Linked DNA regions of Homo sapiens: region 2 is linked to region 1. Evidence: chromatin contacts called from ENCODE Hi-C or POLR2A ChIA-PET data. All regions are on one chromosome and are shown on one strand. The core of a region is the stretch at or near the end of the contact, and the rest is flanking DNA. Distances in the headings are between cores, read along the strand shown. Region 1 holds the start of ARAF (A-Raf proto-oncogene, serine/threonine kinase). Region 2 holds the start of TIMM17B (translocase of inner mitochondrial membrane 17B).

Region 1 (4,450 bases), core at 1,551-4,050:
CTATTAAGAAAAAGCTAATCTGAACATTTGCATACAAGTTTTTGTGCAGACATATTGTAATAGTAGCATGTTGTAGCTGGCTCACCAGAGCGGATTTTGTGCATCTCTTTTAAATCTGGTTCAGCGACTGTCATATTGGTAGCCTGAAATAAGCCATGGGGACAGTACAAATTAGAGCTGTTTTCTTCCTGGAGCGTTGGTTGTCAAACATTTACCAGCACACCATTGGACATGTGTTTTCATTTCTCTAGAGTAAATACCTAGGAGTGAGATTGCTGGATTGATTGCATGGCAGGTCTATGTTTAATTTTATATGAAACTGCCAAACTGTTTCTAAAGTGCTTGTGCCACTTTACACTCCCAATAGCAATGTATGAAAGTTCCAATTGCTCTACATTATCATCAATACATAGTATTGTCAGTCTTTTTAATTTTATCCATTGGAGTTGGGCATGGTGGCTCATGCCTGTAATCCTAGAGTGTTGGGAGAACGAGGCCAGGAGCTCGACACCAGCCTGGGCAACATAGTGAGATCCTGTCTCTAAAAAAAAAAAAAAAATTTTTTTAGCCATTAAATGGTGAAGATCCGAATAGAAAAGTGGAGTTGGGGCCAGGTGTGGTGGCTCAAGCCTGTAATCCCAGCACTTTGGGAGGCCGAGGTGGGCAGATCACTTGAGGTCAGGAGTTTCAGAGCAGCCTGGCCAACATAGTGAAATCCCGTCTCTACTAAAAATATAAAAATTAGCCAGGCATGGTCGTGGGCGCCTGTAGTCCCAGCTACTCAGGAGGCTGAGGCAGGAGAATCACTTGAACCCAGGAGGCGGAGGTTGCAGTGAGCCAAGATCTTGCCACTGTACTCCAGCCTGGGTGACAGAGCAAGGCTCTGTCTCAAAAAAAAAAAAAAAAAAAAAAAAGAAAGAAAAGAAAAGAAAAGAAAAGGGGAGTTGGGAAATGGAAATTATATGGGAGGCCAGTAGGCAGAACTTCTGTCTTCCTTCTTATAGACAGAGAAAGCCATGTGATAAATACAGATTGAAATATGTTGAGGCCCCCCCTCACCTATGACCTTCCTCTGATCTTTCCCATTACATTGCCAAAGGATGCTAAATCTCCAAACAGGAGAATGCAGTCACTTGAAACACAACAGGCCATTCATGGTGTTGGGGAAATAATTAAAAAGAGAATCTCGTGCCAACCCAATGAATCCTCTCCACAAAGTAGACAAGAATGAAAAGTTTTTTTTTGTTTTTTGTTTTATTGAGACAGGGTCACTCTGTCACCCAGGCTGGAGTGCAAGTGGCAAGTGGCGTGATCTCAGCTCACTGCAATCTCTGTCTCCTGGGTTCAAGTGATTCTCCTGCCTCAGCATTCTAGGTAGCTGGGATTACAGGCGCGCGCCACCGCGCCCAGCTGACTTTTTTTTTTTGCATTTTTAGTAAAGACGGGGTTTTGCCATGTTGGCCAGGCTGGTCTCGAACTCCTGGCCTCAAGTGATCCGCCCGCCTTGGCCTCCCAAAGTGCTGGGATTACAGGCATCAGTCACCGCACCCGGCAGGAATGGAAAGTTTTATAACTGAATAAGCATTACACCAGACTGTGATGCACATCACAAACAATCTGCTAAAGAGGTTTCAAAGACAGAAAGAAATCTCATCCGTTTATGTAGCAGGCAGATACAGCCCATTACAAACATATTCTCAAACAATAACTTGTGCTCAAGAAACTTGACGGCACCATTTGGTACACATACTTCATCCCAAATTCACCTGGTAATTAGGGTGGCTATCTGTGTTAGTTAATTGCCTTTATCCAAAGGAAAACGAAAACTCATATCTCTATGACAAGCAGGTAATAACTTGAAGCCAGGCACGCAGATCAAATTCCCACGAAGACAGGGAAAGACAGGGGTGCTATTTTCATTGATGTTTACATTTCAAAGAGATGGCTACAAGGCTCTTAAGAAAAACATTCCGGGGATGTAAAACTGGCAAGAGATTTAGCTTTTAAAAGGACTTACATACATCTCAAAGGGACAGAGAAAATTTTACAGTTACAAGTTTTCTAAAGGAAATGCTCTAAGAGAGACGTCTTTCTCTTTTGACACCAGGGAAAATTCGATCTTTAAAAATTTGTGTTTACCCCACAATACCTCCACACATTGACTGGCATCGTGCTCCCTTCCAGGTCCGCACTTCCCTCTTCACCTGGCCACCTGTGACTAGTTTTTCATAGTCCTAATCAACCCCATTCCTAAAGGAAGCCTCCCAGACAGCAGGCCGCCCCTCCTAGGCCCAGTCCCCCAGCCCCCGCCACACCAGAGACCCGCTGTCCTCAAAGGCTATGAACTACAGTCTCCTAGAGCTGGTGAACATCGCCGATCATTGGTTCTGATTCCAACCCATTTCAAAGATGGTAAAAACTGAGACACGGGAAAATCATAAAAGGGTGCTTAGGGCACTGGCCCAAAAAGGGTACTTAAGGATTTCTCCGCCCAGATGCCAAAGCCCTAAGGTCAGCCCCAAATGACCTGTGTTCTGCTTTATACGTCTATGCCACTGTTGGGGTTAAAGCCCTAGGCACGCAGGTCTTGCCTCAACTGCGCCTGCGCGAGTCAGGACGAGCGCTTGCCCCAGATCTTGACGTTTCAGGCGGCCCCTCCTAATCCGGAACACGACTCACATTCCGTTGGTCTTGCCTTGACAGACGTGACCCTGACCCAATAAGGGTGGAAGGCTGAGTCCCGCAGAGCCAATAACGAGAGTCCGAGAGGCGACGGAGGCGGACTCTGTGAGGAAACAAGAAGAGAGGCCCAAGATGGAGACGGCGGCGGCTGTAGCGGCGTGACAGGTGAGGGCGGGCCCGGGAGGGCTCGGTTTCTGGAGCGGCTGCCGGGCACGGGCAGGGAGCCCGGACCGAAAGCTCAGCTCCAGGATGGCTGCGCCTGGGCCCCGGCGTTCCCTGCCCGGAACCGGAGGAGTGGTTTGACCCGGGGCGAGACCATCGTCGACAGCGGGGGTGGGGTGGGTAACAGGAATAGGCGGGCAAGGCTGCGGGTGATGGTTTCGCCCGCTGCTAGTGGTGGTGCGCCTGCGCAGAGCCGGAAGCCCTTTGGTAGGCGGGACCCGACCGAGTGGTGCCGGGATTCCGTCTTAACCCCCGCTAAGGTGTCCAATGACCTTTCCTTACCAACTGCGGGGAGTGTGTGGAAACGCGGTTCACTCCCCGGTTTCCTTATTCTGGATCAGTGTCTGACCGCCCCCGCCGGGAGAATGTCAGGATTCTCGCCTCTGTAACCGCCTTCCATGATCCCTCATTCAGTTTAGACCAGTAATATGCCTGTGACCCCTCACAGGTTGTCAAGGAGAATTTTGGAGCTCCCTCTTTACCTCCATTTTTCTCCCCGCAACACCATACCTTCCTTCTCCTTTTGCTATGACAATGTCTGGTGGTCCACCATTACCTCCCCAGTTCGGCTCAATGTCTGGTCATTTCCATTTCCACCCTTCTCCCCATTACAGTCCCTAGTGACGCCTGTTACATCTCCCTTCCGCATAGTATGTAGTGACCCCCCCCCCCCATGAATTCCTCATCATAGAGGCTTGGGACTTCCATTAGCCACCTAACAACGGTGTCTGTGGTCCTAACATCAACATTACACCCCAGGGCTTAGGGATGTCCACAGTGCCCTTTAAGGACATGTTTGGTGCAACCTCCATCTTCCCCAAACTAAGGGCAGTATCTGATAATCCTCTCTTTCCCATCACCGTGCCTGCGACTCCTCCCTCACCACAGTAACTGGCATTTCCCCCGTTCTCTGTTAAAAAACCAGGACACTTTGGGAGGCTGAGGCGGGTGGATCATCTGAGGTCAGGAGTTCGAGACCAGCCTGGCCAACATGGTGAAACCCCGTCTCTACTAAAAATACAAAAAATTAGCCGGGCGTGGTGGCACACGCCTGTAGTTCCAGCTACTCAGGAGGCTGAGGCGGGAGAATGGCTTCAACTTGGGAGGTGGAGGTTGCAGTGAGCTGAGACCATGCCATTGCACTCCAGCCTGGGCAACAAGAGCGAAACTCTGTCAGAAAAAAAAAAAAACAGAAAAAAAAAAAAAAAAAACCCAGGACATTCTGTTCGTGCTTCTTATGTACCTGACGGCTCAGTGCAGTGTGTACTGACTTCCCCATTGGTCCCCAGCACAGAGTCTTGTGTGCTCCTCTACCCTCCAAGACAGTATGCTCTGTCCCCCTTCCCTGTTCTCTCCCCCGCAACCCTGTGCAGTGAAGCTGAGACCTTGGCACTCAAGAGTGAGACAAGCAACAGGAGGGCCTGAGCAGAGAAGGAACTGGAAGGACTTCAGATGTGAGCAGGATCTCTTGGACTGTCGTGTGAAAATTAGGCTGCAGGGGGCGACAGGAGCCTGGACTTTGAATTTTATTTTGTCCCCTGCCACT
Region 2 (3,995 bases), core at 201-2,700, 1.3 Mb after region 1:
GGTCTGGTGGCACATGCCTGTAGTCCCAGCTACTTGGGAGGCTGAGACAGGAGAATTGCCTGAACCCAGGAGGCAGAGGTTGCAGTGAGCCAAGAGCGTGCCACTGCACTCTAGCCTGGGCAACAGAGCAAGACTGTCTCAAAAAAAAAAAAAACTGTCTGGCTTTGCACATACATTTAAAATTTGGTGATGACTCTTTGAACGACACAGCATTTCCACAGAGGAGCTCCAGTTGGGTGGGGTGGAGGGTGGAAGACAGAGGCCATGTTTGCAATCCCTACAAAATCCCAGATACAGGAGCCAGGCTCGGCACATAGTAGGTGAGTGGGCACCAGAATGAATAAGTGCACGTGACTGGCAGCTCCAAGCAGTTTTCAGAGCAGCCTCCCTTGTGGGCAAGATAGCTAACCCCACACCAACCCAGGGAAGGCCTGGACTCACAACAGGGGCATTGCGGAAACCCTTGATGGCCTGGAAGACTCCGCCACCGATGACACCCATAGTGAAGGCTCCACCGCAATCATCCACAATTCGCCATGGGCTGCAAGCAGGAAGGGAAGGACGGGGTTAATGTGAGCCCTCCCCCAGGTCCTGTCACACGAACTCTTTTCTAACTGGGAGAAACCAAGTCACCAGAATGGGAAGTTCCTAAGTAGGAACAAACACTTCAGATAATAATGAGCTAGTTCTGTCACGCTTTTTCCACACACCCCCCCATTAAAGCGAGAAATGGGGCAAAGGGGGAGAAATATTAGTCTTCGCCCTGTCTACCAACCAAGGAATCAGCCAACGGTTTTACTGTGATCAAAGATTAAATGAATTGGCACACGCAGAGTTGACGTTTCAATAAGCGACATAGGCGTGTTAACTAGCCAAGACAGACTGTCAGCAAAGCAGGACCGCGTCGCACCCCTTCTCCGACGGTGAGCCCGTCCAACCATGCCCCGCCCCTTTTCAATCCGGCACAACTGGGAAAAACCAAGAGCGACCGCGGGAAGCATCCACCGTCCCCGCCGGCCCTCAACAGGTTCATCCGTGCCCCGCCCCCCACTGACAAAGGCGACCTGGGAAAAACCACTGGCGGCAACTCTGGGGATTTCCGGTCAACACCGTACCACCCCTAGCCGGGATGGATCGTCCAGCGTGTCTTTTTTCGTTAACAGGGCTAGGAGATTACGAAGTCAGGAGAAACATGGCGTGGTTCGGCCTTCGCCGCACCTTCTCTGGTTGTGGCCCCTCATAACGGAGCCCGAATGACAGGAACCGAGTGGGGGTAGCGGGAGATACGTTAAGAGTCCCCCGAGTCTGGTACATGGCTCTGTGCGGCCGATGCCTCCCCCGCCCGACCCCCACGGCTGGCCTTGGCGTCGCAGCAATATTCCGGATGCCTGTGCCCATTGCCGTACCAGGGCTCCCGAGCGTACTCCTCCATGGCGCTGGCGTCTGGCCGCGCAGTCAGGCCACGCCCCCAGCGTAGACGCACACCGGCGTCGGAGCTTTCCGCCTATTACCGGGCAGCGATTGGGTCGCTATACCGCATGTCACGCCAAGGACGCACTCTCATTGGCCAATCGAGTTTCTGCCATTTGTTCATTGCCTCCTGAGCGTAGTCCAGTTACTTTCAGGCTCGGGGAGTGAAGGCCTCGTTGAGAGAAGGTCTCATTCGGTGTTTTGGGAAGAGAGTCGTGTGGGCCCAGGTATCGTAGCGGCGACACGAGAGAGACGGGCGGTGTGACAGCCTTCCACTACCTGCACGAGTGTATTGGTAACGTTGGGGTGGGTGCACTCTTTTGGAGCTGGAGGAAGTGCTGCCCTCTGCTCCCCCATCCCAGCGCTTTGGTTTCTCCCACCCGGCAGTCATGGGGACGCTGGATGAGCCCATTTCTGAAGTGCGGAGGGGCCGGGCTTCTTAGGCTGTGGGCGGAGCCTGGGCCTGGGAGAGGAACAGGGCCCTGGAGCACCTGGTTTCGGGGACAGTAGGGTTGGTGGGAGTTGCGATGATATTGCCACCTACCTCTTACATCTTTTAGTGCGTATGTTCTGTCCACCCAGCTACTGGTTCATTTGAGTAGATCGGAGTCAGATGAGTACATGTTTACGGGAGGCGCTTGGTTACGGGATCCAGATAGGAATCTTTATCTGAGCTGCTTGTCAGTTTGTTCGTCTGTCCCTAGGTCTGTCTGCTATCAGCTATGCCGCTGCCCGTTGCGCTGCAGACCCGCTTGGCCAAGAGAGGCATCCTCAAACATCTGGAGCCTGGTGAGACAGCTAAAAGCAGATGGTCCTAACACGTGCCAGCCTCGACAGGCACTTTTGTTGTTGATACTGACGCTTGATACCTAGCATGGGCCAACTGTGCACCAAGCAATGGGGTGGCAGGCATTTTTCGTTGTTAACAATGTGGATTCCTGACATCCATCCCTACCGCGTGTCAAGTGGAGGGGGTTGGGGGAATAGATATTTCATTCTTTTTTTTTTTTTTTTTTTTTTTTTTTTTTTTTTTTTTTGAGGCAGAGTCTTATTGTGCACCCAGGCTGGAGTGCAGTGGCGCGATCTCGGCTCACTAAAACCTCCGCCTTCCAGGTTCAAGCGATTCTCCTGCCTTAACTTCCCGAGTAGTTGGGACTACAGGCACGCCCCGCCCCACCACACCTGGCAATTTTTTTTTTTTTTTTTTTGAGACAGAGTCTCGGTCTGTCGCCCAGGCTGGAGTGCTGTGGCGTGATCTCGTCTCACTGCAACCTCCGCCTCCCGGGCTCAAGCGATTTTCCTGTCTCAGCCTCCCAAGTAGCTGGGATTACAGGCACGTGATACCACACCCGGCTGATTTTTGCATTTTTAGTAGAGACGGGTTTCACCATGTTGGCTAGGCTGGCCTCTAACTCCTGACCTCAGGTGATCCACCCCCCACCCTTGGCTTTCCAAAGGGTTGGGATTACAGGCATAAGCCACTGTGCCCGGCAGATATTTCATTCTTAACAATACTGACTGGCTGGGCGTGGCGGCTCAAGCTGGCATTCCCAGCACTTTAGGAGGCTGAGGCGGGTAGATTGCTTGAGTTTAGGGATTAAGAGATTAGCCTGAGCAACATGGCAAAACCCCGTCTTTACAAAAAATACAAAAATTAATCGTGTGTTGTGGTGCATGCCTGTAGTCCCAGCTACTTGGGAGGCTGAGGTGAGAGGATCTCTTGAGCCTAGGATGTCAAGGGTGCAGTGAGCCGAGATTGTGCCACTGCACTCCAGCCTGGCCGACACATGGAGACCCTGTCTGAAAAAAATCCAAAAAAAACAACAAAATAATACTGACCACCTAATGCCTATTTGGGGCCTACTGTATGCCAAGTTAAATCCCATGGATTACTCTATGGGGGTGATGACATAGTATCTAATAGGAAGTACTGCTAACCTCTACTGCTGTCTCCTGTGTGCCAAGCGTAGTTGCAGTGAGGATCTATCATTTAGGCCTACTGTGCTCTGGCTGCAAATCACACCTTATTATCAGTAATACTAAAAACTGGCATCTATTTGGGGCTATAGTGTGCCAGGCACTGGAAAATATATCTTCTCCTTATTGATAACTGACATCTATTACAAGCCTACTGTGTGCAAGGTATAGACCTTGTGGTTAATAAAATTGTCAATGATCCCAGGCCGGGCAGGGTGCCTCATGCCTGTAATCTCAGCGCTTTGGGAGGCGGAGGTGGACGGATCACGAGGTCAGGAGATCGAGACCATTCTGGCTAACAGGGTGAAACCCCATCTCTAATAAAAATACAAAAAACTTAGCCGGGCGTGGTGCCAGATGCCTGTAGTCCCAGCTACTCGGGAGGCTGAGGCAGGAGAATGGTGTGAACCCGGAAGGCGGAGCTTGCAGTGAGCCGAGATCATGCCACTGCACTCCAGCCTGGGCAACAGAGAAAGACTCCATCTCAAAAAAATAAAACTGGCAATGATCATTGATTTACTTTTTTTTTTTTTTTTTTTTTTTTTTTT

What was found. Hi-C counts contacts between places; a loop is a spot of excess contacts on that map. ChIA-PET counts read pairs that join two places held with the same protein, here RNA polymerase II (POLR2A). Pooled maps may share reads with other maps.
Region 2: a loop to region 1 is called in a map of naive thymus-derived CD4-positive, alpha-beta T cell, with 15 times the contacts of the local background. The contact joins the promoter of TIMM17B here to the promoter of ARAF in region 1. A Hi-C loop is called at or near these places in 1 of 168 maps with a recorded cell type or tissue (naive thymus-derived CD4-positive, alpha-beta T cell) and 8 of 50 pooled maps. POLR2A ChIA-PET finds 5 or more read pairs at or near these places in 1 of 52 experiments (SK-N-SH).

Annotation. Positions count from the first base shown.
Region 1 is chrX:47,558,405-47,562,854 of GRCh38, forward strand. ARAF (A-Raf proto-oncogene, serine/threonine kinase) reads left to right here and starts at 2,801. Exons shown (of 16, transcript NM_001654.5): 1 at 2,801-2,847. LOC124905184 (a long non-coding RNA gene) reads right to left here and starts at 3,035. Exons shown (of 2, transcript XR_007068225.1): 1 at 2,680-3,035; 2 at 1-143. RefSeq lists a silencer at 2,868-3,167.
Region 2 is chrX:48,896,318-48,900,312 of GRCh38, forward strand. TIMM17B (translocase of inner mitochondrial membrane 17B) reads right to left here and starts at 1,451. Exons shown (of 6, transcript NM_001395498.1): 1 at 1,407-1,451; 2 at 442-541. The coding sequence starts at 1,432. PQBP1 (polyglutamine binding protein 1) reads left to right here and starts at 1,613. Exons shown (of 7, transcript NM_001032382.2): 1 at 1,613-1,765; 2 at 2,175-2,259. The coding sequence starts at 2,193. RefSeq lists enhancers at 967-1,116, 1,147-1,346, 1,637-2,006, 2,057-2,276.